Linked DNA regions of Homo sapiens: region 2 is linked to region 1. A link is an interaction called in ENCODE POLR2A ChIA-PET data of the cell type or tissue named here. Cell type or tissue: HepG2. All regions are shown on one strand. Each heading gives the region's core, and the rest is flanking DNA. Links, peaks and the distances in the headings are about the cores only. Region 1 has its middle 78 kb from the start of SLC2A1-DT. Region 2 overlaps SLC2A1-DT (SLC2A1 divergent transcript).

Region 1 (16,092 bases), core at 8,072-10,571:
GCTGGGAGCTTTGCATGTCACCCAATGGAAGGACTGCAGTGGTGTCTCTAGGTGTGGAATGTGTGCCTCCAGAACCCAAAGAGGCCTAAGTGGCATTGGGCTTCCTTCTTTATGGTGGCAGAAGCAAACAGCAGCTGTTTGTCTTTTGCTTTTGGTCGGATATGCCAGCATGACCCTGACTCCTAGATCCCTCATATCTTTGCAGATATGACAGGCTTTGAATGTTTGCAAGGTTTACCTCCCACCCCCTGGAGCACTTGTCTTATCAAGGCCTCCAGTGTGCTGTCCACCTCGGCTTATCCTCCTGGTCAGCATGACGTCATGGGTGTCATGGAGCAGTGTGATGTTCTGCAGGATGGCCAGGTGTTCTGCAGGACGATTCTCCTTGGACTATATTGTGAAAAGGAGCAAGAGAATTAACACAGCCCTGGGATAAAACTATAAAGTAGATTATTGTTCATTCTGTGTGCATGTGAACTGCTTTATCTTCTTTCCTGGTTATGATAGAAAAGAACACATTTGCCAAATCAATAGCTGCATACTATGAACCTGAAACAATATTAATCTGTTCCAGCAAAGACAGCAGACCAGCACAGCAGCTGTATTTGGGGCTACTATTAGGTAAAGCTTTTGAGTGTCTATAGTCACACTGTAGGATACACCTGGTTTATTTTTTTAATCTTTAAAAACTTTTTTTTTGTTTTATTTTCTGCAGAGACAGGGCCTCGCTTTGTTGCCCCGGCTGGTCTCAAACTCCTGGCCTCAAGTGATTCCCCCATCTAGACCTCTCAAAGTTCTAGGATTACAGATGAGCCACAGTGCCCAGCCTCATCTGGGCTTAATTTTTCAGTGTGGCCCCTGCAGAAACTAGACGGACCCTCGCTCCTGCATCTTGAGATCCTTAAGGGTAGTGTTACAGTAGTTCCTCCTTACTCAGGAGGGATGCAGTCTAAGACCCGCTGTGGATGCCCGAAACCACAGATACCACAGATAGTACCAAACCCTATATACACTATGGGTTTTTTGTTTGTTTGCTTTGTTATTTTGAGATGAAGTCTCGCTCTGTTGCCCAGGCTGGAGTGGAGTGGCATGATCTCAGCTCACTGCAACCTCCACCGCCCAGATTCAAGCAATTCTTGTGCCTCAGCCTCCCGAGTAGCTGGGACTACAGGCGCCCGCCACTCCTGGCTAATCTTTGTGTTTTTAGTAGAGACGGGGGTTTCACCATATTGGCCAGGCTGGTTTTGAACTCCTGACCTCAGGTGATCCGCCAGCCTCAGCCTCCCAAAGTGCTGGAATTACAGTCATGAGCCAGCTTGCCCAGCCCACTGTGCTTTTTTCCTATACAGTATCGGTTGGGTAGCATAGACAGCATCATGGATGCACTGGACAAAGGCATGATTCATGTCCTGAGCCAGATGGAGCAGGACAACACGAGATTTCATCACACTACTCAGAGAGGCACACAGTTTAAAACTTATTAATTGCTTATTTCTGGGATCTTTCATTTAGTATCTCCAGACTGCGGTGAACTGTGGGTAACTGAAACCTCAGAAAGCAAAACTGTGCATAAAGGGGGATTACTGTATTATCTATCTCCCCCACACCAGGTTGCAATATTGTTTTTGATTTAATATCTTGGTGGGGAGTGGGGCAGGTGAAAAATAGATGGTGGGGGGGAAGGCGTGGTAGAGGTGCAGTTTCAGAGGGTTCCACTTGCCCTTCCCCACTGTGATAGCTCTTGCCCCACAGGGCAAAGGCCCAATGTGGGGATTATTCCATCTGCCAACTATGTCAACCCAACTATTCATTCAGAGACTGAAAAAATGACTACTGAGTTGTCTCATGTGCCCAGTGGGTCCACTGTGAGCTGGACTCTGGACAGGACTCCAATTATTAATACCTTCACACTTAGTTTTTGTTTTTTTAAATGCATTCAGCTTTTCATTATCTCTCTGTAGAATCGATGCAACTTAACACCAGCTAACGTCATTGTCTTCCTGTACACCATCCCCGTTCTTTTCAAACATTTGACTCAGTGTGTGGCCAGGCTGTTCCCTCTGTTGAAGCCTTCTCCAAGTCATTACCAATGAAAGTTTTAGCAATTGAGCCACCACCTTATGCCAGGGACTACCCCTACCCTACATGCCTTGGGGATGGAGTCTTCACTGACAGCTGGACAGCAGGTGATCCAGTAAATGAGCCCATCTGGCCTCCTGTGTCAGTTTTGATCCTTTAGAAAGGAGACACAGTCTGGAGTTAGGAGTGCAAAATATTTATTGGGAGATGCCTGTGAAAGAGGAAGGGGGAGGAACAGGAAGAGGAAGAGGAGGGCAAGCCTTCAGACCATGATGCAGATCTGAGAAAGCCTCCATAGGCTCAGTGGGGTGCTCTAGAACCAAGACTGCCTGGTGGAGGAGTCCCCATTGGGCAGAAATGACTAGACTCTGATCCCCCTGTTGTGCTCAGCCACTGATTGAGAGCTTCCTGGGGAGAGTGTAGCCACCTGAGGGTGCTGCGTCTGGAGAGGGTTTGCTACCTGCACTCCTTGTAGCTTGCTATGGGTCAAATTTTTGTCTCCTCCAAAAAGATATGTTGAAGTTCTAACCCCCATTACCTCTTGAATGTGACTTTATTTGGAGATAGTGTCATCACAGATGTAACTAGTTGAAATGAGGTTATAATGGAATATGGTAGGCCCCTAATCCAATATGACTGGTATCCTTATAAGAAGATGGCCACGTGAAGACAGAGACACAGGAAGAACACCAGGCGAAGACAGAGGATTGGAGCAAGGCATCTACAAGCCAAGGCTCCCCTGAAGCTACCAGAAGCTAAGAGAGGCATGGAACAGACCCTTCCTAGCACCTTAGAGGGAGCATGGCCCTGCTGACAGCTTGATTTCAGACTCCTGGCCTCCAGAACTATGAGACAATACATTTCTGTTATTTTAAGCCACCCAGTTTGTGTTCCTTTGTTATGGCAGCCCTAGCAAATGAATACACAGCTGAACAGTAAGTTCTTTTTCGAAGGGAGAGCTGAGAGACCCAGTTCCGTGGCTAATACAAATCCCACACTGGCTCCAAAGCTCACATTTTTTACCTTCCCCTAGGGTCCCCATGAGCCGGGGAGAAAGAGAAGGTCAAGGCTTGATGTCTTTCCTTTGGATGTCCTATACCACCACCACCTTGCCCCATACTGGCCTCTGATGTGTGGACTCATCGGAGACTGGGGTGATGGAGACTTAGGGCAGGCCCCCTACGTACACACACACCCTGATAAGAAAGGCAAGGCTCTAGGGGCCTAAATCCCATCTAAGCCACAGCAGTCCACCTGGCCCCATCGCTTAGGTGACAGGGAAGGAACTAAGAAGGCACTTCATCTGCCACCCGTCATTTCTCCTACAAAGCTGGCCCCCAGTTCCTGTGAAACTGGAGACACTCACTGAAAGGAGGGGGCTAAAGAGGGTGCCCCATACCAAGCCCAGCACCACTAGGGGAGGCCCAAGGGCAGCCTCTGCCAGCCTATATAATACATATTTCCAGGGAGAGGGTGTGGGTTTCTATCAGATTTTCAGACATCTCTTACCATTCCTCCAAAGGTACGAACCCCTGATTTATTCCAAGTCTTCCTCTCAACCAAATTTCTTCTTCTCTCTTTTTTTCCAAATTTTAAGAGAGAGGGCCTTGCTCTGTCACCTAGGCAGGAGTGCAGTGGCACTATCATAGCTCACTCACTGCAGCCTCGATCTCCTGGGCTCAAACAATCTTCCCACCTCAGCCTTCCAAATAGCTAGGACTACATGTGTGCACCACCATGCCCGGCTAATTCCAAATCTCTTCTTAGCTCTGCACTGGGTTCACGATTTCCTCCCCTCCCTACAGCCCCAGAGACCTGCTCCTTGGTGACACTGTGGGGCCAGGTTCCATTTTTCTCCAAAGAAGACTTTGGCCACCTTTCCCACAAGGCCTGCTCTGTGTCTTTGGAGCTCTACATAGACAAAACTTCATCCACCTGAGGTCTCAGTGGCATGGAAGTGGCAGAGAGCTGAAGTAGGCAGCCTTTGCTATGAAAAAAGATGAGAAGCATTAGGGAGCCCTGAGGGTCGTTTCGAGAAAAGGGGAAGAAAACCCCTGTATCCTGAGTTCACACTCTGTGCCGGGCCTGGTGTGAAGCATTTCCCCCATAGCCTCATTGTTATTGGTGCCACTTTATAAGGTAGAGGTCATGGGCTCAAAGAGAAGTGTAAGGCCCTGGATCCCCAACTACAGAGTGGGGAGATGGAACCTGAACCTGGTCTCCTAGCTCAAGAGCACGCTGCCCTCTCTTGAATCCTCACATGGAGAAAAAGATGGAAATCTGCAATGATTCATCTCCCATTTGGATTCAAGTAGAGTCAAGTTTTACATGAAGACCTTTGGGTGTATTGGCCAAACCCTCATTTCTGGTCTCAGGAAAAATTGTGAGAAAGACTTTGTGAGGGCGTAAAAGATTACTGGGTATCCTGTCGGGAGTTCTCGTCCAGGTTATCGTCACATTTTATTAACCTTGAGACATTTTGCAACTCTCTAGGTTGTGGAAAATTGATAATGCAAATTATTCTTTTCTATAGAAATGCAAGGAAATTGTGTCCAGGGGAATGCAACTGGGTATCACTCTTTTTATTTTTTTTTATTTTTTTGAGATGGAGTCTCACTCTGTCTCCCAGGCTGGAGTGCAATGGCACAGTCTCACCTCACCGCAACCTCTGCCTCCTGTGTTCAGGCTATTCTCCTGCTTCAGCCCCCCAAGTAGCTGGGATTACAGGCATGTGTCACCATACCCAGCTAATTTTGTATTTTTAGTAGAGATGGGGTTTGTTTCTCCATGTTTGGTCAGGCTGGTCTCAAACTCCCAACTTCAGATTATCCACTCGCCTCGGCCTCCCAAAGTGCTGGGATTACAGGCGTGAGCAACTGCGCCCGGCACTGGGTATCACTCTAAAGACAGATCAATTTTTAAATTCCAATTTTTTTTTGAGACAGGGTTTCACTCTGTTGCTCAGGCTGGAGTGCAATGATGCAATCACAGTTCACTGCAGCCTTCACCTCCCAGGCTCAAGTGATCCTCCCACCTCAGCCTCCCAAGTAGCTGGGACTGCAGGTGCATGCTACTGCCTAGCTAATTTTTAAAAAAAATTTTGTAGAGACAGAGTCTTACTATGTTGCCCCATCTGGTCTCAAACTCTGGGGCTTAGGCAATCCTCTTGCCTCAGCCTCCCAAAGTGCTGGAATTACAAGCGTAAGGAATGGCACCTGGCCTAAACATTTCTAAATTCATCAGCATTCTTATAGCCTATATACATGTGGTTCTTTAAGTTCTCCTTTGAACCAGTTGTAACATCTTACCAGTTCCCTCATTAATTAATGGGTTAAATGACACATGTTCATTAAATATTTGTACGTGACTGAGAAATTCATATTCTTGGATGACTTTGGCTCTGACCCAAATCCCCTACTCATGACAAGGTTTGAGAGGCAGGACTTTGGATTACCCAGAACTAGCTTTTTAAGACCTCTTTCAGAGTCCATAAACATTCTTTTCCTTTTTGTTCTTTTCTTTATTTTTATTACTATTTCCTGTCTTATTAATATTTATTCTCGTGTGTGTCATAGGAAGGGCCACGAGCACAAATGTACCTGTGTCTCTTGGTAGGAAGGCATATGTGCTAGCCAAGGCCACACGGGAGACATTTATTGACTCTGTCACCTCCTCTGTTTACTCTCTCTCCAAGGACAGACTGTAACCCAGCAGGATGGGAAGGGGCAGGAGGTTTGGGAGCCTTCTTGGACACTTGGACTTTGGTAACAGGAAAGGCTGTTGGAGGCTCCAGTACTGATAACCTCCTAGGCCAGTGTGAGCCGGACAATCTGGGAGCCGGGCAGAGTGGACAATTCTGATGAGGCTGAGGATCCACCAACGTCTGAAAGACGACGCTGTTGGTCCCATTGGCCCCCCGCAGGGACCGGCCCGAGCTGAGCCCCAGAGCAGGAAGGAAATCATCCTGAAAGCCGAAGTTCAGGATGGTCCCCCAGAGCTGGGTCTCCAAACCTCTTTGATCTCATACCATTACTGGTTAAAAATAATCAGAGTTATGCAGCTTCTATATGGGTACATTTTCTTTTTAAATTTTAGGTTTGTTTATCTCCATATTAAACAGTAATAAGATGTAATTACTTTTGTTATTTAAAAACAAACAAACAAACAAACAAACAAAGAGGGGTTTTTCCTAAAGATCAGAGGACTGTCTTGCGTCCCCACTTTGGAAATCATACAGTCCAGAGAGAGACTGTTTTCACAGGACAGGGGGAGAGTGGAGCATGCAGGGAGCGTGTAGCCTGGATTTGCCACCCGCAACTTTGACAAACTGTGTCTCCCCTCTAGGGCTGGATCTCCATCCATTTAAAATTGGAATGAGAGCACCTGTCACTAGCAAACCTCCCATATGGTTTTAGCATAAACACCACTCTACATAAAAAATGCAAAGTATTATAATTATGGGCTGTGGTTGTGTCATTTCCAACAGACTGAAATAGTGGCATTTTTTTTTAACAGCAGCCAAAGGCTTTAGGGCCAGAATGAAAGCTCAGATCTAAACAAAGGAACATCCCCCAGAATGCTATAAACTCACTGCAGTAAAGCCTGTCTACGACTACAGTCAGATCCTCTTCTAAGGGTTTGTGTTAAGGGTGAGAGAATCCTGGACAGGACCAAGAGATGTAATCAGGGCCCCAAGATAAACAGTGTTGCCTTCTTTTCTTTGCCGCCTGTAATAACCAAAAACTTTGTGGTGTTACTATTTGCTAAAAGTAATCATACTATCTACTACCATTTATTGAGCACTCCAGATTCAAAGTACTTTTTTTTTTTTTTTGAGACGGAGTTTTGCTCTTGTTGCCCAGGCTGGAGTACAGTGGTACGATCTTGGCTCACCGAAACCTCTGCCTCCCGGGTTCAAGCAATTCTCCTGACTCAGCCTCCCGAGTAGCTGGGATTACAGGCATGCACCAGCACACTTGGCTAATTTTGTATTTTCAGTAGAGACGGGGTTTCTCCATGTTGGTCAGGCTAGTCTTGAACTCCCGACCTCAGGTGATCTGCCCACCTCAGCCTCCCAAAGTGCTGGGATTACAGGCATGAGCCACCGCACCCAGCCCAGATTTGAAGTATTTTGTGCACATTATCTCATTTAGTTTTCAAAATAATCCAGGAGTAGGGCATTATTATCCCATTTTACATGTGGGGAGCCTGAAACTCAGATACGTTAAATAAGTGGACAAATAACCTGGACACTGAGTGGCAAAGATAAGTCTGCCAGCCCCAACGCCACCTTCGCTACCACACTCTAGTGCGGCTCACACCTTCCTCCCACGTGCCTCCAGTCTCTGGTGAGATGCGCGGCAATGCCCTTCTGTCAGACTGTCATCCTCCCTTCAGGACCCCCTGAGAGATGGAGGCCAGGCGTGTCACCAGCTAGCTGTGCAGAAACCCTGGGTCCAAGAAAGTCACCAGCAGCTCTAAGATGTGCCTTAGAAGAAGGAGTTGAGGCTGGCACAGCCATATTCCTGGCAGCTCAGAGCTTGCAGTTGGAAAGCATTTAGACGTGTCAGATTTGGGACTACTATTTCATTGAGTTCTCAAACTGAGGCCCACAAATGTGATATACTCTGCTTGGGGACTCCCATGGTTGGTTAATGTAAAAAGGCAGACACTGCTATATTTGTTTGAAGTCAGTCTGAAGTTTGAATCTCAGCTCTACCATGCATTCGCTGCACCTTTTTCGGCAAGTGGCTTCCCCTCTCTGAGTCTTGGTTTCCTAATTGGTAAGATAACACCTACCTCATGACTGCTTTGCAGTTCCTTCACTTACTCATTCTGCAAATATTAGGTTCGATCACATGCAATTGCCAATATTCAACCACTTTTTACTGACAGAAACAGCAACTTCATGCAGCTCAACTCTAGTATTCTTGAGGACTTTATTCATCAAAGTTTTCCAGAGAAATGAAATCAGCAGGAGCTCTGTGTGTGTATGTGTGTGTGCGTGTGTGCATGTATGTGTGTGTGTGCATGTGTATGTGTGTGCATGTGTGTCTGTATGTGTGTGTGCATGTGTGTGCGCATGTGTGTGTGCGTGTTTATGTGTACGTGCGTGTGTATGTCTGTGTGCATGTATGTGTGTATGTTTGTGCGTGCGTGTGTGTGTGTGTGTGTGTGAAGTTGGCTCATGTGATCATCAGGGCTGGCAAGTCTGAAGCCTGTAGGGTAGGTCTGAAGGCTGGAAATTCAGGTAAGACTCAATGTTGCAGCCTTGAGTCTGAAGGCGACAGGGCAAGCCAGCAGGTGCACAACTCACGCAGAGTTTCTATGTTGCAGTGTTGAGGCTGCCTCAGTCTTTCCGCAAACTTGAGTCTTTGCTGTGAGGAGGCCGGGGTGGCTGACAGCAGTGAGTAAAGGGGAGAGTATATGAGATGAGTCCAGAAAGGACCTAGGGTGCCCTGCAGATCATTGTTGCCTGGGAAAATGAGGATTAAATCAGAGACACGTGTGTGTAAAGTAATGAGCATGGTATTTGGCAGAAAGTGGCAGCCTTCATTCCTCTTAGTGACCTAAGCCCAGAGCACAGGCTGGTGGATTCTCGTTCAGGCCTCCTTCCTCCCTGCCGCCTGGATCCAAAGTCCTGGACTCCAGTTTTATTCACTTCATCCCCAAGCAGGGATTTGTGGAGCCTGTGGACCATCATGACAGCCTGGAAATCCAACAGTTCCTGCTGCATAAGTGAGAGAGCCAGGATCCACGGAGAGAGGAGTCCAGGGCCACCCTGAGTGGGCCAGACTGAGGAGGGGGTGGGGGCTGATACATGCGGAGCCGCGCCCCCACTGGCATCTCAGCCCTGACCCGCCTGCCCAAGGCTGGGCTGTAGCCTTGTCCAGCTCTGTCCCAGGCTTTGTTCCTGAGTCTTCGAGGCCCCTCTTCCTGCCAAACAAAGCCCCCAGCCTCCGCCTGCCGCCCAACAGGCACCTGGGGCCTCCGGGCCTGGGAATCAAAGCCTGTTTTGCAAAGGAGGCCCTGTGTTTGGAGAAACACCCATCCCCTGCTGCCCAGCCCTTCAAAGAGCCGGCATTGTTCTGCACTGAGAAGGCGCCTCCTGACGCGAGCAGGGGCCGGGCTGACGCGGGTGGACCTCTGATCTCAGGCCAGGCCCCCACGCCACTTGGAGTAGGGCCGGGGGGACCTAGGGGCCAGGGTGGGAGCAGTCTGTCCGGTGGCATTGTGCCCCTTTCCCGTCCTCTGCCCACCTGGGCCTCCATCCATGTGTCCTCACCGAGGCCTGGACCTGGAAACCTGGAGAACCAGGCAGGCCCAGAGGGGCATGAGGAGAAGAACTGAGGTAGAGACAGGGCTTAGTGATCACAGAGGTGTTCAGGGCAAGTATGTTGAAAGACTGTAAAAAAATACCTTCAGCTTACAGATTACAGGACTGAGGCCAGAGGAGAAATGGAACTGGGTCCAGAGCCCAACTCAAGCTGGGGTCAGGCTGAGCCTTGACTTATACCCTTGGTAATCATAATCGTTATGTCCAGACTAAGGCCCAGATCTTCTGAGCTGGATTTCAGTACTCTTTTTCTTTCCTAAAGAAATATTTCAAGGCCAGGTGCAGTGGCTCCTGCCTGTAATCCCAGCACTTTGAGAGGCCAAGGCGGGTGGATCACCTGAGGTTGGGAGTTTGAGACCAGCCTGGCCAACATGGTGAAACCCTGTCTCTACTAAAAATACAAAAAATAGCTGGGCGTGGTGATGTGCACCTGTAATCCCAGCTACTCAGGAGGTTGAGGTGGGAGGATTGCTTGAGCTGAGGAGGTCAAGGCTGCAGTCAGCCAAGACTGCACCACTGCCCTCCAGCCCAGGTGACAGAGTGAGACCCCATCTGAAAAAGAAAAAGAAAAAATAAATATTTCATATATACTTTTTTCCCTCAGAGTTGTTTTTATTGCAACTTTGGTAGAGATGACCTTCCCTTTAGATAAATGCTCTTAACAGAGAGTTAAGGCCATAGAACTAGCAGCAGGGCCCAGGTGGGTCCTGAGAGCTCCCTCAGTACTCAGAGCCCCTACCCTCCTGCCTATTTTCCTCCTGCTGCCATCCTCACACTTCGCATGGCCCAGAGTTGGCTGTGGGGCCTCTTAGCCTCATCCCTGTTGCACAAACGAAGTCTCTCAAGGCACAGAGAGGTGAAATAATCTGCCCAAAGTCATACAGGAAACCAGGGACAAGACACAACCCAGAACCACATCTCAGATGTGACTTCCGTACTCTTTCTTCCCTCCAACTACACTCCTCCTGAAGCCATATCATTCCAGGTCCCTCTGCCCACGGTGTCCCTGGTACTAACATTTACTTTGCAGTCTGTGATAATGATTAAGATCAAGGGCTCTTTAATCAGACAGACTGGAGTCCAGTTTAGTTCCCCTTCTCTGTAAGACTTTAAGTAAACTACTCATCCATTCTGAACCTCAGTCTCTTCTGTAGAATAGGAACAACAGTAGCTGCCAACCTTAAAGGCTGTTGTGAAGATTCACTTGGGGAGCAACCTATGAAAAGTCCTTAGCACATAATAATAAACACTCAGGAAGTACTGTCCTGATTAATCATTATTCCTCCTACTTTCACTATGTGGAAGGGAGGGGAAAGGAGGGGCCGTGGTAAGGTGTGGAACTGTCTCTTTGTATGAGCTGCTTCCTGAAGCAAACAGCAACAACTCCTTCCTGTTGGGCTAAAGGAAGAAGGAAAGGGAAGGGAGGGAAGCGGGGCGGGGTGGGGGGAAGACAGGCAGAGAGAGAGACTTTGAGCTCCAGCTTGGGATTCTTGCATTTCACCTACTTGGCCTTCTGGGTACTCAGTGTGACCTTTTGACAGTCAGGATGTTGCTGTCCTGGTCATCTTTGCCAAACATCTAATGACCACAGAGGTGGCTTCCAGCCCCAGAATCCTGGAAAATTCCACAAGACTGTTTGGAGAGGTGGGATAGCAGAGTAGAAGCTGTGGCAACACCTTAACAAGCCACTTCACTTCTCTGAGGCTTGCTCGAGAAACAGGTGACCACAATGGTCCAAGGTTCCAGTCCCAGCCCTGTTGTTTGCTAATTGTATGAACGTGGGCAAGTCTCTTAGCTTCTGTGGATCTCAATTTTTTTCCACTAAACAAGAATAATAAAATTCATGCAATATTATGATTTAGGATATTCTGTGTGCCATGTTACCAGACCCTAAATGATGCCAAAGATGACATTATCCAAAAACATGTAAAATGCCTATACATATACAATATACAATGCATGTTATATTATAGATACTTAACAAATTCTAGTTTCCTTTGGAGCCAGAGTTTAGACTGTCTTAAATTTGTGTCAATGGACAAGTCACAATCATATAATAAATAGCTATTTGTTATATGATTCTTCATCTGTAAACTGGGGCTTAAAATACCTTCCTTACATTTAATAATAATAACATTAGCTTGTGTTTGTTGATTATGTATGACATTTGGGCATTCTCTGTGCTCAGGATTTTTTCTTTGAGACAGGGTCTCACCCTGTTGCCTAAGCTTCAGTTCAGTGGCATAATCATGGTTCATTACAGCCTCAGTCTCCTGGGCTCGAGCAATCTTCCTACCTCAGCCTCCTGAATGGCTGGTACTACAGGTGCGTACTACCACGCCTGGCTAATTTTTTATTTTTTTATAGAGACAGGGTCTTGCTTTGTTGCCCGGGTTGGTTTCGAACCCCTGGACTCAAGGAATCCTCCCACCTCAGCCTCCCAAAGTGCTGGGATTAGAGGTGTGAGCCACCATGCCTAGCCAGCATTTTAAATATATTAACTTACATAATCTCAAAAACTCCATAAAGAGGTTTTTGTTGTTTTAGAGACAGGGTCTCACTCTGTAGTCCAAGCTGGAATGCAGTGGTATGATCACAGCTCACTATAATCTTGAACACCTGGGCTCAAGTGATCCTCCTGCCTCAGCCTCCTGAGTAGCTGGGACTACAGGCATGCACCACCACACCTGGTACATTTCTTAATATTTTTGTAGAAATGGGGGGTCTTGCTTTGTTGTCCAGGCTGGTCTCGAACTCCTGGTCTTAAACAATCCTCCTGCCTTGGCCTCCCAAAGTGCTGAGATTACAGGCATGAGCCACTGTATCCAGCTCCTGCTGTCTTGAACGAGAAAAGCAGGCCAAGTAGAATTAGCAGTAGGATGGCAGTTCTGCTTTTAAAATGTGCATCTGAGACTGGATGCAGTGGCTTACCCTTATAATCCCAGCACTTTGGGAGGCTGAGGCAGGAGGATTGCTTGAGCCCAGGAGTTTGAGACCAGCCTGGGCAACACAGCAAGACTCCATCTCTACTTTTTATTTTTATTTTTATTTTTTTAATTATTTTTGAGATGGAGTTTTACTCTTGTTGCCCAGGCTGGAGTGCAGTGGCATGATCTCAGCTCACTGCAACCTCCGCCTCCCGGGTTCAAGCGATTCTCCTGCCTCGGCCTCCCAAAGTGCTGGGATTACAGGCATGAGCTACCACGCCCCGTCAATACTCCATCTCTAAAAAGAAAAAATGAAAAAGAAAAAAAATGTGCGTCTGTTTTTATGTGCAGAGAAAAGCCAGGGAGAATGTCTGTCAAAATGTTTCTGTGGTTATTGATGAGTGATTGAATTGGATGCATTTTGTTTTTTTCTTCATACTTTTTTATATTTTCCAATTTTTTTAAATAAGAAAAATGATGGAACATAGGTACTAGAGGAAGAATAAAAGTAGGCTTCTAGGCACTCCTTCATTCAATAAGTGCTTATTTGTGTTCTCCGTCAAATTATATTTTTGAGTGCATATTACAATGGGCCAGGTACCAGATGGAGTGTTAGAGATAAAACAGTGGCCTAGTGGCTGGGCATGGTGGCTCACGCCTGTAATCCCAGCACTTTGGGAGGCCGAGGCGGGTGGATCACCTGAGGTCAGAAGTTCAAGACCAGCCTGGTCAACATGGTGAAACCCTGTCTCTACTAAATATGCAAAAATTAGCCGGGCATGGTGGCGGCGCCTGTAATCCCAGCTACTCAGGAGGCTGAGGCAGGAGAATCACTTGAACCCGGGAGGCAGAGGTTGCCGTGAGCCGAGATCGCGCCATTGCGCTCCAGCCTGGGCAACAAGAGCGAAACTTTATTCCAAAAAAAAAAAAAAAAAAAAACAGTGGCCTGGAATGCTGAGAACCATTCCAATGTCAGATGCTCTGTACCAATTGTCCCCACATGTGCACTCCACTCATTCGTATACTTAACAGAGGTGATCAGACACTGCTGCCAGGCACACCAAGTCCCACACTAGGCAATGAGTACACAAATGGCCTCAGTCAAAGGCCCCACCTCCAGGAACTCACAGAGCTCAACACATACTGCTGCAGTCCAGCACAGTCAGGGCCATAGCAGGGGACATGAGCATTAAAGGAGGGAGCTGCTGACATGGAGACCATGAAGACTTCCCCAAGGAGAAAACAGACAGGCCCCGGGTGCAGGAGGACACACCCTCAGAGTGCTTGGAGAATTTTGCCGCATTCCTAGATTGCTAGACCAGGAAGCTATGACCAACGAAGGTAGGAGACAGTCAGAATTGACACATTCAAAACCCAGCAACACAGTTTGGAACAGCTTGCATTAAAAACTGTAAAATATGCATACCCATTGGTCCAGTCATTTCACATCTAGGCACTTATAGCAAAGAAACAACTAAAAATATGTACAGAGATTTAGCTGCTGGTATGTTCATTTGAGCATTGAGAAACAGTAGAGTGTAGGGGTTAAGCCCACAGACTTGGAATCCTTGTCTGCCTGGATGTTAATCAGGCCCCACCACTTAACTCACTAGCTGTGTGACCTTTGACAAGTCACGTACTACTTCTGTGTTGAAATTTCCCAATTTTGCTGGGCGCGGTGGCTCACGCCTGTAATCCCAGCACTTTGAGAGGCCGAGGCGGGCGGATCACAAGGTTAGGAGATCGAGACCATCCTGGCTAACATGGTGAAACCCCGTCTCTACTCAAAATACAAAAAATTAGCCAGGCGTGGTGGTGGGCACCTGTAGTCCCAGCTACTCAGGAGGCTGAGGCAGGAGAATGGTGTGAACCTGGGAGGCGGAGCTTGCAGTGAGCGGAGATGGTGCCACTGCACTCCAGCCGGGGTGGCAGAGCAAGACTCCATCTCAAAAAAAAAAAAAGAAATTTCCCAATTTATAAAATGGAGACAGTAATAGTACCCAATTCATAAGGTTTTAGGAGAGATTAAATGAGTTAACATCGGTAAAGCACTCAAACAGTGTGATGGCAAGCACCATAAAAACATTTGAAGAGGCCAGGTGTGGTGGCTCATGCCTATAATCACAGCAATTTGGGAGGCCATGGCAGGCAGATCGCTTGGGCGCAGGAATTTGAGACCAGCCTGGCCAACATGGCAAAACCCTGTCTCTACCATCAAAAATACAAAAATTAGCCAAGCATGGTGGCCTACACCTGTAGTCCCAGCTACTTGGGAGGCTGAGGCGGGAGGATGGCTTGAGCCCAGGAGGCGGAGGTTGCAGTGAGCTGAGATTGCACCAGTGCACTCAGCCTTGGTGACAGAGTGAGACCCTGTCTTAAAAAAAAAAAGAAAGAAAAAAAAAAAAAGAAAAGAAGCCAGGTGTGATGGCTCACATCTGTAATCCCAGCACTTTGGGAGGCTGAGGTGGGCAGATCACGAGGTCAGGAGTTCGAGACCAGCCTGGCCAACATAGTGAAACCCCGTCTCTACTAAAAATACGAAAATTAGCCGGGCGTGGTGGCACGTGCCTGTAATCCCAGCTACTTGGCAGGCTGAGGCAGGAGAATCGCTTGAACCCGGGAAGTGGAGGTTGCAGCGAACCAAGATCACACCACTGCACACCAGCCTGGGCGACAGTGCGAGACTCCGTCTCAAAAAAGAAAAAGAAAAAGAAAAAACATTTGAAGAAAACTGGAAATAACCTAAATGTCCAACATTAGAGATTTGCTCATTTGACATTCATATGATAGGACACCATACAAATATTAAAAATCTAAAAATGATTTAGAAGAATATTCAATGAATAAAGAGACATTCAGAATATGACTAAGTGAAAAGAAAAATAAAGCCAGTTACCAAACAACATGCTTGATTAATATTTAAATGTATTTGCATAGAAGAATGCCTGGAAGGACCTGTAGAGCAAATTAACACCAGTGGTTAAGGCTGGACAATGGGATTGCATGGAACTGTTATTTTTTCTTTTTAATCAACTGTATTTTCTAATTATTTTTCTAGAATCAATATAAATTTATTTTGTAATTTTAAAATATTCACAAATGCAGGAAATAATGACTTAGCTCCACCAGTTAAAAAAAGGACTGAGTTTTATTCTATAGCATTTATTTATTCACTTAATAAATATTCAAGTATCTACTATGTGCCAGGCATTAGGGCACCATTCTAAGTGCTGTCCAGCAGCAAGTTCAGTGGGTCCAGAACAACATCACTGTGAAGAAGAAAAAGGAGGAGGAGGACAGGGAGGAGGGGCAGGAGGGAGGGAGGCACTTCAAATGGGTTCAGATTGGGGTCTGGACTCGAGCATGAATACACACAGGTCTTCTTTCCAACAGTCCTTGGTGAGGACTTCTCCTCAGTAGTGAGCTATGCGTCTATTCAAAGTAACCAGCCTTTCCTTCCGAATGACTCGTTGACAGGGAGACACAGGAGCTCATGCCACATGTGAAGGGACAGAGCAGAAACATCTGCTGAGGGAGATGTCACCGTGCTGGGGACTTTCATGCCACCCATTCAGTGAATCCTCCCAACCACTTTGTGAGGAAGGTATCATCGTCTCTATTTTCCCGGATGAGGAGCGAGAGGCTTGGAGAAGTAAAGTTACTCGTCTAAGGGGACCCAGCCAGACAGGGGGTGAGCTAGCACTTGAACCCAGCTCCTTCTGGCTGAGATGCCTTCACCCTTCTACTGTA
Region 2 (16,092 bases), core at 4,514-7,013, 55 kb after region 1:
CAGGCTGGAGTGCAGTGGTGCGATCTCTGCTCACTGCAACCTCCACCTCCCGGGTTCAGGCTATTCTCCTGCCTCAGCCTCCCGAGTAGCTGGGATTACAGGCACGCACCACCACGCCCAGCTAATTTTTGTATTTTTAGTAGAGATGGGGTTTCACCATGTTGGCCAGGATGGTCTTGATCTCCTGACCTCGTGATCCACCCGCCTGGGCCTCCCAAAGTGCTGGGATTACAGGCGTGGGCCACCGCGCCCGGCCAAGATACCCACTTTAAATACAAAGACACCAGAGGCCTGCCTGGCCCTCAAGAGACTGCCCACCATGCCCTGACTGAAGGCCCCATCACTTGGGGAGGGGATCCTGATAGAGGGCACTACTGCCATTGTTGGGGCCCAAGTCACAGCCATCCCAGGCAACAGGGGAGGGCACACAGCTGAAAGTGGAGTATCACCTGGTCTCCTGGGGAACATGTTCTTAACTCCAGAGTGGGAGGGACAGGGAGAGTACTGGAGATTCAGATTATCAGCCACTCCCTGGGGTTTGGTCTCAGCTGGCTACGCTAGCACCTCAAGCTAGATACTGTCAGTGGACCTGGGCACTGGGATGAACCCAGGACAGCATGCCAGCCCCTACAGGGACAGGCAATGTACAGAAAAGGCCCAAACCAGCCGGGCGCGGTGGCTTACAACTGTAATCACAGCACTTTGGGAAGCTGAGATGGGCAGATCACCTGAGGTCAGGAGTTCGAGACCAGCCTGGCCAACATGGTGAAACCCCATTTGTACTAAAAATACAAAAATTAGCCAGGTGTGGTGGCATGTGGCTGTAATCCCAGCTACTCAGGAGGCTGAGGCAGGAGAGTCGCTTGAACCCGGGAGGTAGAGGTTGTGGTGAGCTGAGATCGTGCCACTGTACTCCAGCCTGGGAGACAGAGTGAGACTCCGTGTTTAAAAAAAAAAAAAAAAAAAAGGGCCCAAACCCCCTGGGCTGCCAAGACCAAAGGCAGATGGCGAACCACATCTCAGCTTCTCTTTTGGGCTTTCCATTAGTCTCTTCCATATTTGTCTTCATGAGACAACCAAACAGTACAGGCTCAGTCTGGGGAATGAGAGGCTTGCAGCCACGCTTTGGACTGGGGTTCCTTGGTAGCAGCTCTGTGGTAGGAGAGTGAGCCTAGAAGATGACCCCATGCAGCCTAGTGGCCCTCAGAGGGCAGAATCCAGACATAGGCCTGCTGCCTCCATGCCCACAGGCGCTCCTGCAGCATGCACAGCTTAGAAGCACCAGGTTTGATATGAGGAGAGGGATCCTTATCCACATCTCCTTGAAGCACACAACAGTCAGAAAACTGTAGGCAAGGATCAAGGCCTCGTGCAGGGACAGGGCAGGGTCTTCCCCAGGCCCCGTGTCTTGGGAAGGAGGAAAGCCGGGGCTGGGTGAGATGAGGCTCGGCCTGAGGGAGTTCATCTGGACCAGAGGGCTGCTTGCAGCCCATCTCAACAAAGACTCGCTGCTCCTCACTGCTCGGTGTCGTGCAGGTGTGCCACTGCGAGCCGGGCGGGCAGCCCAGCCCCATAGGTAGTGGGCAGAGAGTATGCATCGCCCACACACAGTACCTTCTCGTATGACACAGCAGCCCTGTGGTGGTGCCATTTCCATTTTTTTGGATGAAGAAACTGAGGCTCAGAGACACTAGGTCCTATGCCAGGGACATGTAGCTAGTAAGTGGCAAAGCCAGGTCAGTCAGCCTAATCCCCAAGCACTAAACTCACTCTGCGGTTCTGTCTCCTGAGACACCTGTCTCCCTCTCCCCGCTCCTCCTCCTTCTTCCCTCAGCCCCATCTCCAGGCTCTGCTGCCACTTCAGGCTTTTCCTTGTGGGTATCTCAGCCTCCTAGCCAGCCATGGTGGGACTCCCATGGGGTGGAAGAACCTGCGCCTTCCACCCACAAGGGTTTTATTTCTGCCTCTGCCACCTGCCTGTGCTGTGTCCCCTATATAAGCTACTGTCCCTCTCAGAGCCTTGCTTTCTCACCTGCAGAATGGGGAGGGCCTGTCTCCCACCTCCTGGGGCCATGGAAGGGACTGGAATGGTTCTCCCTTGAGCTGTTCTCTCACGTCCTGCCAAGTTCGCCAGACTCTGGGGCTCTCCACTTCCTCCCAGAGCTGCAGAGTGTTGGTCTCGGGGGAAGCCTGGTAGGTGCTGGGATCCTTGCCTCAGGGATGGACCAGTCACCTGTCCCCCCTCTCTCCTGGCTGACCCCACAGAAAAAAAAAATTAAAAAAAAATAAAAAATAAATACAAAGACACATATAGATTAAAAGTAAAGAGATGGAGAAAGATATAACAGGTTAACACTAATGAAAAGAATGTGAGAGTAGCGATATTCATTTCAGAGCAGACTTCTGAGCAAGGAAAATTATCAGGGATAAAGAGAGACATTACATAATGATAAATGGGTCAATTCTCCAAGAAGACATAGTTAAATCCTTAATGGGTATGTGCCTAACAACAGAGCAGCAAACTATGGAGGCAAAAACTGACAGACCTACAAGGAGAAATAGATGAATCCACTAGTATAGCTGAAGACTTCAGCATCCCTCTGAGAAATGGACAGATTCAGCAGGCAGAAAATCAGTAAGAACATAGTTGAACTCAACAACACCATCAATCAACTGGATATAATTGGTGTCTATAGAATACTTCATCCAGCAACAGCAGAAAACACATTCGTCTCAAGCTCCCACAGAACATTCACTAAGACAGGCTGCATTCTGGGCCATAAAGCACAGCTTAACCAATTTATAATAATAGAAACCATACAATGTCTGCTCTCAGACCACATTGGAATTAAATTAAGATAGCAGGGTAATCATTCTCCTTCAGTTCTCCTGTGCTATGTACATTAAAATAAAATGGTTATGCCTTTTCTTCTATTAATCTGCCTTTTGTGTCAGTTGATTACAGTGGACCTTCAGAGGATAAAGGGAAAGTTTTTCCTTGGCCCCTATAATAAGATGGGCCAGTATTAAGCTAATTTTCAATGCTGTAGCTAATCACATTATATTAAGGTTGAAATGCAGTGGAAAATTGAAATGTATCTTCCACATATCCCCTCTTGGAAGACCTTAGAGATGGTTTTCAATATTTTATCAGAGAACATGAGAAATAGCTTGCCAGACCCAGAACCCAGAAGCTTTATACATTAGCACTTGAAATCAAGCCAAATGGAATGTACATACTCTCGTGGGAGGTCTGGGTGTCTGGGAAAGATGAGTCTAGCAATACACTGACAGAGGACGAAAATAAAGCTTAAGAAGGAAGCAGTCCTTTAAAATTTTATTGTCATCGTTTTGCATTTAGACTTACCAATTAAAACATGCCATTTTTTACCCTTTAGTTCAGATGTATTTCTCTTCTTAGAGATAAAGACTCTAATAGATTATTCAGGTTGGGTGCAGTGGCTCATGCCTGTAATCCCAGAACTTTAGGAGGCCAAGGCAGGTGGATCACCTGAGGGTGGGAGTTCGAGGCCAGCCTGACCAACGTGGAGAAACTAAAAATACAAAGAATACCAAAAATACAAACTTAGCTGGGTGTGGTGGTGCATGCCTGTAATTCCAGCTACTCAGGAGGCTGAGGCAGGAGAATCGCTTGAACCTGGGAGGCGGAGGTTGCGGTGAGCTGAGATCGCACCTTTGCACTCCAGCCTGGGCAACAAGAGCGAAACTCCATCTCAAAAAAAACAAAAATAGATTATTCAAGTCTACGCATAGTTCAGATAACAAGCTGTCTTCCAATTTTTCTCAGAAGTATGCTTTTTTGTTGTTGTTGCAGAGGCAGTATCAGCACTTGCCAGCAATGTTGCAGAGGAGATGCCTGTGTTGAATAAGGTGTGGACTCAATGACCCCTTAAGGCCTCTTCTAATTGTTAAGATTTTTGGGATTCTGAAATTCTCCACAATTCTTAGAACTTGTGGTCCTTAGGCTGGGTTATTCCAAAATTTTTGTTTCTTAGATTATTTGCTATTAAAATTCTGTGAGTCTCAGGTTTTATAAGTGGCACTAAATATGATAAGGCATACAAAAATTACAACCTAAACATATGGCCCAAATTCCTGTTAGGAAAAGGAACTACTTTTGTTGAGGAAAATGCTTTGATAAGGGCTTTGAGTTAAGACCCCACCAAGAGCCTGGGATAGCTTATGCCTGGGCTCCTGAGGAGCAAATTGGGAGGGAGGGAGAGAAGTGAGCAGAAAGATGACAGGTCAGGGAGGAATAGCTCACATCTCATTGTACATCTGGGTAGCAATAAGCTGTGCTTCACAAGATGTGATACCTCTCCAGAACATTCTGGACCTCTGTGTAATCTGCTCTTGGGAATGCTTAAGGAGAGTGATTTTATTTTTTTATTTTTATTTTTTTAACTTTATTATTATTATACTTTAAATTTTAGGGTACATGTGCACAACGTGCAGGAGTGATTTTATTTTTATATGGAATCCAAGTTTCAGTTTCATCACATTCAGGTCAGTGTGGCTCAGGACAAAGCCAGCATGTTTTGCTGGAGGCAGAGATTATGGTACTAAGTGTAAGCCCCCTGGGACTTAGCCGACTTCTCTGGGAGAAATGTGGGCTTTCTCACGCAATGGTGCATGTCATGCTGCGTCTAAGGAACTCCATTCACATCGAAGTCTATGTGAATGGCCTTCTTTAGAGGTATATTAGGTACAACCTGAGCAACTGAATGTGACAGCCCTGGAACTCAGGCATTAGAGGACATTTCGCCTCAATCTGAAGGAATGGGGAGATCTCCCTTCTTCACCCTCCTAGCTAATATTCTGGTGCACGTTATATTTATATATATTTATAAACCTCTATGTCTAAGGTTCTAAGGTCCTAGGGTTCTATGATTCTACAGTTCTCTGACTCCAAGAACCTAAGAGTATAATCAGGTTCTATAATTCTATGGCAACAAGAACCACACAGCTAATGCTATTGTGCTTGCTATACCTTCTAGGCACTGTGCCAGGCACTTTGCGTGTATTATCTCAATTAATCCTTAAGCCCTATGACATACACACTATTATTCTCTCCATTTTGTAGATGTGGAAACTAAGGCACAGAGAGTTCTGTCATCCATCCAAGATTATGGTGCCAGGACTGAAGCAGCTAGTCTGACTTAGAGTCTCTTCCCCTCTGCATTCCACTGCTGACATTCCAATAAGCTCCCTCCCTAATTAATAAGCCTCCTTTCACTGGGAGCTGCCCTTTTCTCAGCTGAGGCCCCAGAAGTTAGAAACCAGACCTGAGCCCTTGTATCCTGTGTTGGGATGTGTGAAGCTGTCATGTCGCGTTGTGTTGTAATAGGCTGTGTTATGTTTCATGCGTTTGGCTCCACTGTATTATGAACTCTTCTATCACAAGGACTGAATCTGATTTGACCTTGTAAATCCAGCTTTCAGTCCAAGGACTGGTACACTTTGGGGGTTTAAAAAAATGTTTATCATATGAGCGACTAATTGCCCAAATGGGCTGTTGGGAGTGAGTTCTGGTGTCTATTAGACACCAGGTGTCTGGCAGTCCCAGAGCATCACTGCAGGGGAGGGAAGATTTCCCCTCTACCCTCTGAGGGTTCGGTAATTGACTCTATGAAATAAACTGACAGTAGAAGAAAGAGTTACAGAAGAAAAGGTACACAAATATACTACATGCATGGGGGCATCACATGAAAGAAAAGCAAATGTCCTAAACCTCAGTGAGAGCATATATACCTCTTAAAGGGGGTGAGCGGAGGGAGGGTTCAGGCAACTTAGGAGAGAGTAAATGATTTGGAGGAAAGATGAATGGGCCTTCAGAAGAATAGGTGATATGTGATAAAGTCTGTCTGGGGGTGGTGTTGACCCCCAGTCTCCTGTCCTGTGATCTGAGTTTACTCTTCTCTGGTTGATGAGGTTCCTGGGGAGGGGAGTTATAACCATTGAGTTCCTTTTGGAGGATTTATCTTGAAGCAGATAAGGGAAGTTCAGAGAAAGTCCCTCCCTGCATTTGCTGTTCCTCAAATGCTCTCAGTTTGAAGTCCAAAGTGACGTACCTTGGGGTGGCATTTCCTGAACTCTTTCATCATCCTGAGACTGCATTCTGACGAGGCTGGCAAGGTGGGCACACTTCCGAAGGCACTTGAGCAGGTGGAGCCAAACCAAAGTTCATCCTCACCAGGAGATTGGAGCCAGGAGCAGGACACCCTTGGGTCCCAGCTCAGGATCAGGTTGTAACTAAGTCAAGATGCGGAGCCTGGAGGGAGCCTCATCGGAGCGGGGCAGGTATGAGGAAGAAACTAGCCCCAGGTGCCTCCAGGTGTCCGTATCTCATTGTTACAGGGAGCCATAAGAGAGAAGTGGCCAGAGACGTAAAGGTGCCAGAGCCAGGTGTGCTTGGTGCTCTACCTTGTAGTCTCTTCTCCCTTCAGGACAAGGGCCCCACCTGACACCCAGCCTGGCTCTTGGGGGCTCTTCCCTAGGCTGGACTTTGCCCTGACTCCCAGGTATGAGCTGGAGTCCTGCTGTGGACCTTCCCAATCGCTAGACACAGATGCAGCTGCATCTGTTGACTTTGAGCCTGCTCAAGCCAGAAGCCCAGGAGTGCCTTCCTGACTCAGCCTCCCTTTGGTCCTGAGCCCTGCAAACACACAGCTGCCTTTAGTGTGGCCAGCTCCACAGCCCATCTGCCCCTCTCCCACCTCAGCTCTTACACTGAGAGGTGCTCACACTTGCTGAGCTACCTGCCCTGTCCTAGGCTAGGCATCAGCTTCTCCTACCTGGCCTGTCTGATCCTCTTTATTGAACACTCTGCCTGACCTCTGCCTCTTCCACCCATTCCCCAAAATCAACTTCCATAGCATTGTTCTAAGAGGCAGATCTGGCTGGGTGTGGTGGCTCACGCCTGTAATCCCAGCACTTTGGGAGGCCAAGGCGGGCGGTCAGGAGTTGGAGACCAGCCTGGCCAACATGGTGAAACCCCGTCTCTACTGAAGATACAAAAAATGAGCCAGGCGTGGTGGCGGGCACCTGTAATCCCAGCTACTCGGGAGGCAGGAGAATCGCTTGAACCGGGAGGTGGAGGTTGCAGTGAGCCGAGATTGCGCCATTGCACTCCAGCCTGGGCGACAGGGTGAGACTCCATCTCAAAAAAAAAAAAAAAAAAAAAAAAAAAGATGCAGATCTGACCATGTCCCTTCTCTCCCTAAAATCCTCCAATGGCTGCCCACTGCCTAAGGCAGAAAGTTCTAGTTCTTCAGCCCAGCTTCCCAGGCCCTTCATGGATGCCCCTGCTCATCTCCCTGCCTCCACTCCCTCTGCTCCCCTGAACCTGCCATGCTGTAGCCATCACAAACTTCGTGCCTTTGCATTTGCTATTCTCACTGCTTGGTATGCGCTGCATAAATTCCTACTCATTCTTCAAGAATCAGCCTTCCCTGGGTTACTCCTTGGTTTTATAACACCCTATGCACAACTCCACAGTGGCAATTATCATGTTATATTAGAGCTGTCTGATTGTGTTGGTGACCCCATCCAACTGGGAACACCACATGAGGCTGTATATTGCCTATGGCTTTATCCTGTGCCTGGCACATGGTACCTATGTGTTGAATGAGAAAGGAAGAAGTAAATGAATGGCAATGAGCGAGTGAAACAGTGCCATCGGTGATGGTGTGGGTGGGGTTGGTGTGGGCAAGGGATCCTGATGAAAGGAAACAACAGAACACAGCATGAAGACACAAGAGCCGACTCCAAGAGGGAGGTGAGGAAGCTGCCCCGGGAGCGTTCCCCCCATCTCTCTGTGGGAGTCCGTCCTGGACCGGAGCTGTGTGCTCTGAAATCCTCGGCATCCCTGTCATTTCCTTGTGTTTGTTGTTTCTGCTACCCCTGTGAGGAAATGATCCTTAACCCTGCCCCTGGGAAGAGTTGCTCAGACCTTACCCAATGTTGTTGTCTCCTGTGTAAGATGAGGTGGGAAGGCGGCTGCACAGCTCACTCCTACCCCATGCACCAGGACCCCCCTGGTAGGGGGCACCGAGGGCACGGCCTGGGAGTTTGGCCTGCAAGGCTAGAGCCAGGACAAGAGACCGGGCCTGTGAGAAGGGGGAACCAGGAAGCCACAGGGCCTGGAGGCTGGACCACTGAGCCCTGCAGCCACTGCTTGAGCCCCCAGGGTGGACTCCTGTCCCAGCTCTCTTGTGCTTAGCCACATGCCTGATGACACGCACTTCATGCTTAGCAGAGCCAAAACAGCAGGAATCACCCAAAGCTTTAGGTCAGGAGGTTGCGGGGAGAAACTACCTATTTTATTCACTTTCAGTACCCAACAGCATGCTCAGCACATCGTGGAGGGGCTCAAAAACTGTTGGGAAGAAGGAAGGAAGGAGGGAAGGCTGTCTGTCCTTGCTGGATCCAGAGGGCTATAGGGAAGAGGCACTTCCAGGGGTCAGCCCTGGTGGTAAACATCAGAGTGTGGGACTGCTTTGGAGAGGGGTGGAAGGCTGGGGGTCAGAGTCTCCTACACACACTTCCCACCTTCTCAAGCTCTCTCCCCATATATTGGAGGTCTGGGGTGGGCATCTCAATGGACCCTATTCCTGTTTAAAGATATCCCCCCACCCTCTTCCATGGCAAAGGTTCCCAATTCTGGGTGGGCATCAGAATTTCCTGAGAAGCTTTAAAAAGTGAAGATTCTTCAATCTAAATGCCCATCTGGGATGGAGTGGATAAAGAAAATGTGGCAAATATACACTATGGAATACTATGCAGCCATAAAAAGGAACAAGATAATGTCCTTTGTGGGGACATGGATGGAGTTGGAAGCCATTATCCTCAGCAAACTAATGCAGGAACAGAAAAGCAAACACTGCAGGTTCTCACTTATAAGCTGAATGATGAAAACACATGGACACATTGGGGAGGGGGAAACAACACACACTGGGGGCTGTTAGGGGTAGGATCGGGGGAGGGAAAGCATCAGGAAGAATAGCTAATGGATGCTGGGTTTAATACCTAGGTGATGGAATGATCAGTGCAGCAAATCATCATGGCACACGTTTACCTATGTAACAAACCTGCACATCCTGCACATGTAACCCTGAAGTTAAAATAAAAGTTGAAGGAAAAATGTAAAGATTTATGAGTCCCACTTGAGACCTACTGACTTAGAATACTGTTGGGCAGGACCATAAAACAGTATTTATTTTTAGTGCCCTGGGTGATTCTGCCATTTAGACGGGTAAGAACTCCTCACCAAAGCCGGGCACGGTGGCTCACGCCTGTAATCCCAGCACTTTGGGAGGCCGAGGCGGGCAGATCACGAGGTCAGGAGATCAAGACCAGCCTGACCAACGTGGTGAAACCCTGTCTCTAGTAAAAAATACAAAAATTAGCCGGGTGTGGTGGCGTGTGCCTGTAATCCCAGCTACTGAGGAGGCTGAGGCAGGAGAATCAGTTGAACCAGAGAGGCAGAGGTTGCAGTGAGCTGAGATTGCGCCATTGTTCTCCAGTCTGGGTGACAGAGCGAGACTCTGTCTCAAAAAAAAAAAAAAAATTAAAAGAACTCCTCACCTACCAGGTCAAGTTTAAACCCTCCAGCAAGGTATTCCCAGCCCTCTGCAATCTGGCCCCAGTGCTCCCGTGCAGCCTCACGCCCTTCACTCCAAGCACGCAGCTCATGAAACTGCTCCATGTTCCTTATCTTTGGTTGCTCTCTCACAACCAAAGATGATAGAAGTTCATCTTTCTGTCTTCCCCTCATCTACACAGGGAACTTCTACATGTCCTTTGAGCGAGGCTTTGCAGCAAATAAAAATATTTCACCCCAAAATATACTTCTTTGACATATTTTGAGATGGCTGTTCAGAGAGCCTGGGAACAGAAGTAGGCCTGCAAAGCTGTCTTTTGTAGGGGAGACCTGCATCTATAGGGACATCTGCATTGATGCAGGCAGGCTTCCTCTGCGGACCTTCCCTTGTCAGATCTAGGACAGACTAACTGATGAGAGTCTGGTACCTTCAAAGGTCTACTCTCTCTGACAGCTGCTATCTGTGAGCTTTCATCTACATAACAAGACCACCTTTGCTAGGGAGGCCTCCTCTTCTCCCCATCTCATAAACTGTTTTGCCAGGATCCAAGCCTCCCTTTCTTTCCTTCCTTCCTCCCTCCCTCCCTCATTTCTTTCTTTCTTTTTTTTTTTTTTTTTTTTTTTTTTTGCTCTTGTTGCCCAGGCTGGAGGGCAGCGGTGCGATCTCAGCTCGTGCAACCTCAGCATCCCTGGTTCAAGTGATTCTCCTGCCTCAGCCTCCCGAGTAGCTGGAATTACAGGTGCGCACCACAACACCCAGCTAATTTTTTGTATTTTTAGTAGAGACGGGGTTTCATGTTGGTCAGGGTGGTCTCAAACTCCTGACCTCAGGTGATCCACCCACCTTGGCCTCCCAAAGTGGTGGGAATACAGGCATGAGCCACTGCGCTCAGGCCCCAAGCCCCCATTCTTTCTGTAACCTCAAGATGGCATATAAGCTTCTGCACCCCATTGCAGAGTGGGGAGTAATCAATCACTCTGTGGTTCTCCCTGTGTGCGCATTAATAAATTTGCATGCCATTTCTGCTATTCATCTGCCTTTTGTCAGTTGACTTTTCAGTGAACCTTCAGAGGGCAAAGGGGAAGTTTTCCCTTGGCTTCCATACCTTCCACACCCTTCTTCCACCCAGCCAGACAGAAGTCTTTTCTCTTTCCTGTGTCTCTCCCAGCTCTTCCCTGTATCACAGCACCCGTCACTCTGCCCTGTTATTATTTAATGACGTCTGTGCCAGATAATTTGTACAACCTGCCTTGTTTAAGCCCCCCAAGAATCCCTGGAGGTAGATGATGATGAGGATGAGGATGATGATGATGATGATGATAGCAACAAAGACTCTGCAGGAAAAAAGCCTGCTCTAAGAATTCTACATGTGCTGCCAGACCCCTTCATCCTCACCACAGCCCTGTGAGGGGTAGCTTTCATTATTATCAAGTCCATCTTAGAGACAAGGACACTGATGCCCAGAGAGGTGAACTCATTCACCCTAGGTCACACTGGAAAGGGGTGGAGCCAGGATCTAACCCAGGCAGTGCTCCAGTTACCCACTGAGCTTCAGCCCTTTTATACATGAAGACCCTGAGGCCCAGGGAAATCATTTGTCCTAACTCACCATTCCCATAAGTGGCAGAGTCATAATTTGCATCCAGTAACCTCTGACCCCAGGGCTCCACACTCTCACATGGCCCCTGTTTAAACCTGCTGCAAAGTAATCTCCAGGTCAAGCTCCTATTCCTGGCCTGTTCTATGATGTTCCCTTCCTCTATCCCACAAACCCCCAGAGACTTGCCTTCCCATCTTCCCAACATGGCCTTCCCTCTGATCTCACTCCCTACCCATCCTGCCCCACCTCGAGTTCCCTGGAAGGAACACCCTGCCCTTACTGGGGTCACAGCTTCCCTGGCAGGCAGAGATCCAGCAACACTTGGGAGCTTTTCCCATTATTTCTCTATCCTGCATTCTGGACTAAGCAGGCAGAGGCAATGGAGGTGTTGGGGGAGCACCCTCTTCCCCTCCCTGGGCTTCTTTGTCAGTAAGGTGGAGAATGGCCCTGCCCTGGCTGCCTGCCAGGGCCAAGAAGATGTTCTGATGGGATAATGGGGCAAAAGCTTCACAAATGCTGGTGGTCCAGCCCTGAATGCCTCACTCCTGGGCCATGATAGGAGGGTGGGGTCCCAACCAGCTGGAGACCCAGCCCCACCATGCTGACAAGGTACCTACCCACCCTGCGCCCCAGCAGCCTCCTCTAAAGTAACTTCTGCATAGAATCACTATAAGAATCGACTGCAGCACAGACTGTACACATATAAAGGGCATCCCGACAGAGGAATAGCTCCATAAATAAAGGGTAGCAATTACGTGAAGGGTCCGGCCTCCTTCTGTAGAATCAGAGCTGTGAAATCAGGCACCTTTTCAGAGAACTCCAGTGGGAAACCAGCTCTCCACAGTGGGCCCCCAGTTCAGCCATCCCACCACTGAGAATAACTCTAGCTGTCCAGCTGGGCAACAGCAGGCTTTCAAAATTGCATGGTAATCTTGTAATCACAGATATCCTTTTTTTTTTTTTAAATAAGGTCTGGCTCTGTCACCCAAGCTGAAGTGCAGTGGCACAATCTCAGCTCACTGCAACCTCTGCCTCCTGGGCCAAGGGATCCTTCCGCTTCAGCCTCCAAAGTAGCTGGGACTACAAGCACACAACACCACACTCAGCTAATTTTTTTTTTTTTTTTTTTTTAGAGAGACAGAGTTTTACCATGTTGCCCAGGCTGGTCTTGAACTCATAGACTCAAGCAATCCACCCACTTTGGCCTCCCAAAGTGCTAAGATTACAGGCAAGAGCCGCCACGTCCAGCCCTGCAGATATTCTTTACCTCACAGAAGTTGTAGAGCTCTTAACCATCTGCTTTTCTCATCAATCCTTTACAAAGCCTACAGAAGGAGTTTGCGTGGTTCCGTGCTGGCCTGAGCTCATCTCCAGCTCTGTTTCTTACTTGCTGGGTGATCTTGGGCAAGTAATTTCCCTTCTCTGGGCCTCAGTTTGCTTCATCTGTGAAGTGGGTGGGATACTCTCAGCCTTTGAGGGTTCCTGTGAGAATCACAAGTATCAGGCACAGAGGAAGAAGATAATAGTCCTTAAATCACCATTACCCTCATTCTCTAGATGAAGAAATTGAGGTTTGGAAAAGCTCCCCTACTTGCTCCACAGCTAGGAAGAAGCAGGGTCGGCTCTGAGTCCAGGAGCTCTGCTTCCACACAAGAAGGATCCCCCAGTTTTAAAACTTCTGACACTATGAGGTATGGCTTTGGCTGCTCAAAAACAAAGACCAATCTCAGGGTCCTGTTTTAGATGTCCCTTGTTACAACTCTTATTAGTTACAGCCAGCTTGGCCCAGATGCAGCACCAGGTCCTCCAGACTGGGTCAGAGGGAACAAGGTGAAAGCCAACACGGGCGTGGAGGGTGAGGCCACGAGCCCTGTGTCTGCCGGAAGGCCCACAGACATGGGACAGGAAAGCCATGGGCTTGTCCCAGTCGACCGCACAGTGAGGACACAGTGACCTCATCCCCACAGCCATGAGCACTGTTGTCAGCACCATGCTCCAATTTTACAGCCTGAGTCAGCGGGCAGAGGGACACTGTGCATTTAATAGCCTGACATTGTGCAGAGAGACACTTTGCATTGCCCCGGCCTCGACCCTGCTGATTTATTCGGGCTACCTCAGAGTAAAAGACGAGAACTCTTCTTAAGCATCTGGCTCTGGGTAACTTACTTCTAATCTTCTCTCTTTTGAAGACAATGATAAAACACCATTTTTCGATTGACAAAGACTGAAAAGACAAACCACACCCAGTATTGACCAGAAGACTTCGAAAGAGCAGGTCTCTTTACAGCCGATAAAAGTGCAAAATGTACCATTTTTTCTGAAGGGAAATTTGGCAAAGCTTTAAAAATTCACCTGTCCTTTGGCCCTGTAATCCTTCTACTACAACGATATGTACTGAGTTCTTGGCACAAAGCTGTCCTTCATAGAGTTGTTTATAACTGCCTCCAAATGAAAACTGCCTAATTACTCATCAAGAGGAGATTGGTTCAATCAATGATGGTCTATCAGTCAGCCATTCAAAATCATGTTGGGGCTGCGCACCGTGGCTCACACCTGTAATCCCAGCACTTTGGGAGGCCAAGGCGGGCAGATCACCTGAGGTCCAGAGTTCGAGACTACCTTGACCAACATGCAGAAACCCCATCTCTATTAAAAATACAAAATTAGCCGGGTGTGGTGGCGCATGCCTGTAATCCCAGCTACTTGGGAGGCTGAGGCAGGAGAATCGCTGGAATCCAGAAGGCAGAGGTTTCGGTGAGCCAAGATCACACCATTGCACTCCAGCCTGGGCAACAACAGTGAAACTCAGTCTCAAAAAAAAAAAAAAAATCATGTTGGGGGCAGAGTGCAGTGGCTCACACCTGTAATCCTAGGACTTTGGGAGGCTGAGGAAGGTGGATCACTTCAGGCCAGGAGTTTGAGACCAGCCTGGGCAACACAGCAAGACTCCCATCTCTCAAAAAAAATTTTTTTAAATTAGTGTATTGGCACATGGCTGTGGTCCCAGGTACTAGGGAGGCTGAGGTGAAAGGATCACTTGAGCCCAGGAGTTGGAGACCAGCCTAGGCAATACAACGAGACTCTATCTCTTTAAAAAAAAAAAAAAAAAGATTAGCTAGGCATGGTAGTGCGCACCTGTAGTCCCAGCTACATGGGAGGCTGAGGCAGAAGGATTGTTTGAGCCCTGGAGTTCAAGGCTGCAGTGAGCTATGCTTATACTATGATTATGTCACTGCACTCCAGCCTGGGCGATAAAACCAGAGCCTGTCTTTAACAACAAGAAAAAAATCACATTGGGAAGAATATTTACTCACATAGGAATGTTCATGAGCAATCAAGAGACAAAGCAACTTAAATCCAGAATGATTTGCATTGATATAACTAGGCTTGATAAGCTTTTCCACATGAGGATTGTCCCCTTGGAACGCTCCCCATTGGAACCCAGCCACCACGCTATAAGGAAGTCCAAGCTATCCTTCAGGAGACAGAGGAGGATGCAACACCATATGGAGAGAATGGCCCAGCCATGTGTCCAGCTGAATGCTGCCGCATGAGTCACCCCAGCTGCCATCATGTGGGGCAGAACTGCCCAGTCAGTCCACAAAATCATGAGAAATAATAAGCTGTTGCTGTTTAAATCCACTAAGTTTTGAGATGGTTACTCTTTTTTTCTTTTTTCTTTCTTTTTTTTTTTTTTTTTTTTGAGATAGAGTCTCACTCTGTCACCCAGGCTGGAGTGCAGTGGCACGATCTTGGCTCACTGCAACTTCTACCTCCTGGGTTCAAACAATTCTTGTGCATCAGCCTCCCACATAGCTGCGATTACAGGTATGTGCCATCACACCCAGCTCATTTGTTTTTTTTTTTTTTTGTGGGGGTGAGTAGGGGCTCTGTCACCAGGCTGGAGTGCAGTGGCGCGATCTCGGCTCACTGCAACCTCCGCCTCCTGGGTTCAAGCGATTCTCCTGCCTCAGCCTCCCGAGTAGCCGGAATTACAGGTGCGCACCACAACACCCAGCTAAATTTTTGTATTTTTAGTAGGGACGGGGTTTTACCACATTGGCCAGGATGGTCTTGATCTCTTGACCTCGTGATATGCCCACCTTGGCCTCCCACAGTGCTGGGATTACAAGCGTAAGCCACTGAGCGGGGCCCCTTTTTGTATTTTTAGTAGAGACAGGGTTTCGCTATGTTGGCCAGGCTGGTCTTGAACTCCTGGCCTCAGGTGATCCACCCGCCTCGACCTCCCAAAGTGCTGGGATTACAAGCATGAGCCACCCCACCCGGCCTGACATGGATAATCTACAGCAATAGATAGCTGTGGCACCTTGTTTGCATTCCTAGATTTTCAGAATGCACACAGACCACAAGAGCAGAAGCACCTGTGTGGAGCATCAACTTAGTTGTGCACACCTGGAAGGCAGAGCTTTAAGTGACTCCAACTTACTGAGCCTCCACCACTGGCCAGTCATTGTGCAGCTTCCACAAATACCATCACGTACTAGGTACTTAATAAGTATTTATGGAATAAGTGAATAAATGTCTTAGTTAACACACACTGTATCCCTGGGAGGTAGGAACTGTTTTATTATTACTATTACTATATATTTTTTAAGATGCAGTTTTGCTCTTGTTGCCCAGGCTGGAGTGCAATGGCATAATCTCGGCTCACTGCACCCTCCACCTCCTGGGTTCAAGCAACTCGCCTGCCTCAGCCTCCCGAGTAGCTGGGATTACAGGCATGTGCCACCACGCCCGGCTAATTTTGTATTTTTAGTAGAGACGGGGTTTCTCCATATTGGTCAGGCTGGTCTCAAACTCCCGACCTCAGGTGATCCACCCACCTCAGCCTCCCAAAGTGCTGGGATT

The links. ChIA-PET counts read pairs that join two places held together with the same protein. Peaks named below come from ENCODE experiments on the same cell type or tissue, not always from the same donor. Only the 100,000 strongest peaks of a DNase experiment are listed, where the experiment ranks them.
Region 2: POLR2A ChIA-PET joins it to region 1 with 7 read pairs; 7 of 35 experiments call an interaction of 5 or more read pairs at or near these places.

Annotation. Positions count from the first base shown.
Region 1 is chr1:43,029,199-43,045,290 of GRCh38, reverse strand. No RefSeq gene overlaps it. Among named protein-coding and RNA genes, the nearest start is that of SLC2A1-DT, 78 kb to the right of the region's middle. RefSeq lists an enhancer at 8,526-9,076. In HepG2, for the core only: no CTCF peak of the experiment used is centred there; a DNase peak (open chromatin) is centred at 9,090; H3K4me3 peaks cover 664 bases.
Region 2 is chr1:42,970,587-42,986,678 of GRCh38, reverse strand. SLC2A1-DT (SLC2A1 divergent transcript) reads right to left here. Exons shown (of 4, transcript NR_033967.1): 3 at 12,491-12,705; 4 at 3,321-3,554. Among named protein-coding and RNA genes, the nearest start is that of SLC2A1-DT, 20 kb to the right of the region's middle. RefSeq lists enhancers at 12,597-13,097, 13,098-13,598, 14,712-15,211, 15,212-15,713. In HepG2, for the core only: no CTCF peak of the experiment used is centred there; DNase peaks (open chromatin) are centred at 6,028 and 6,598.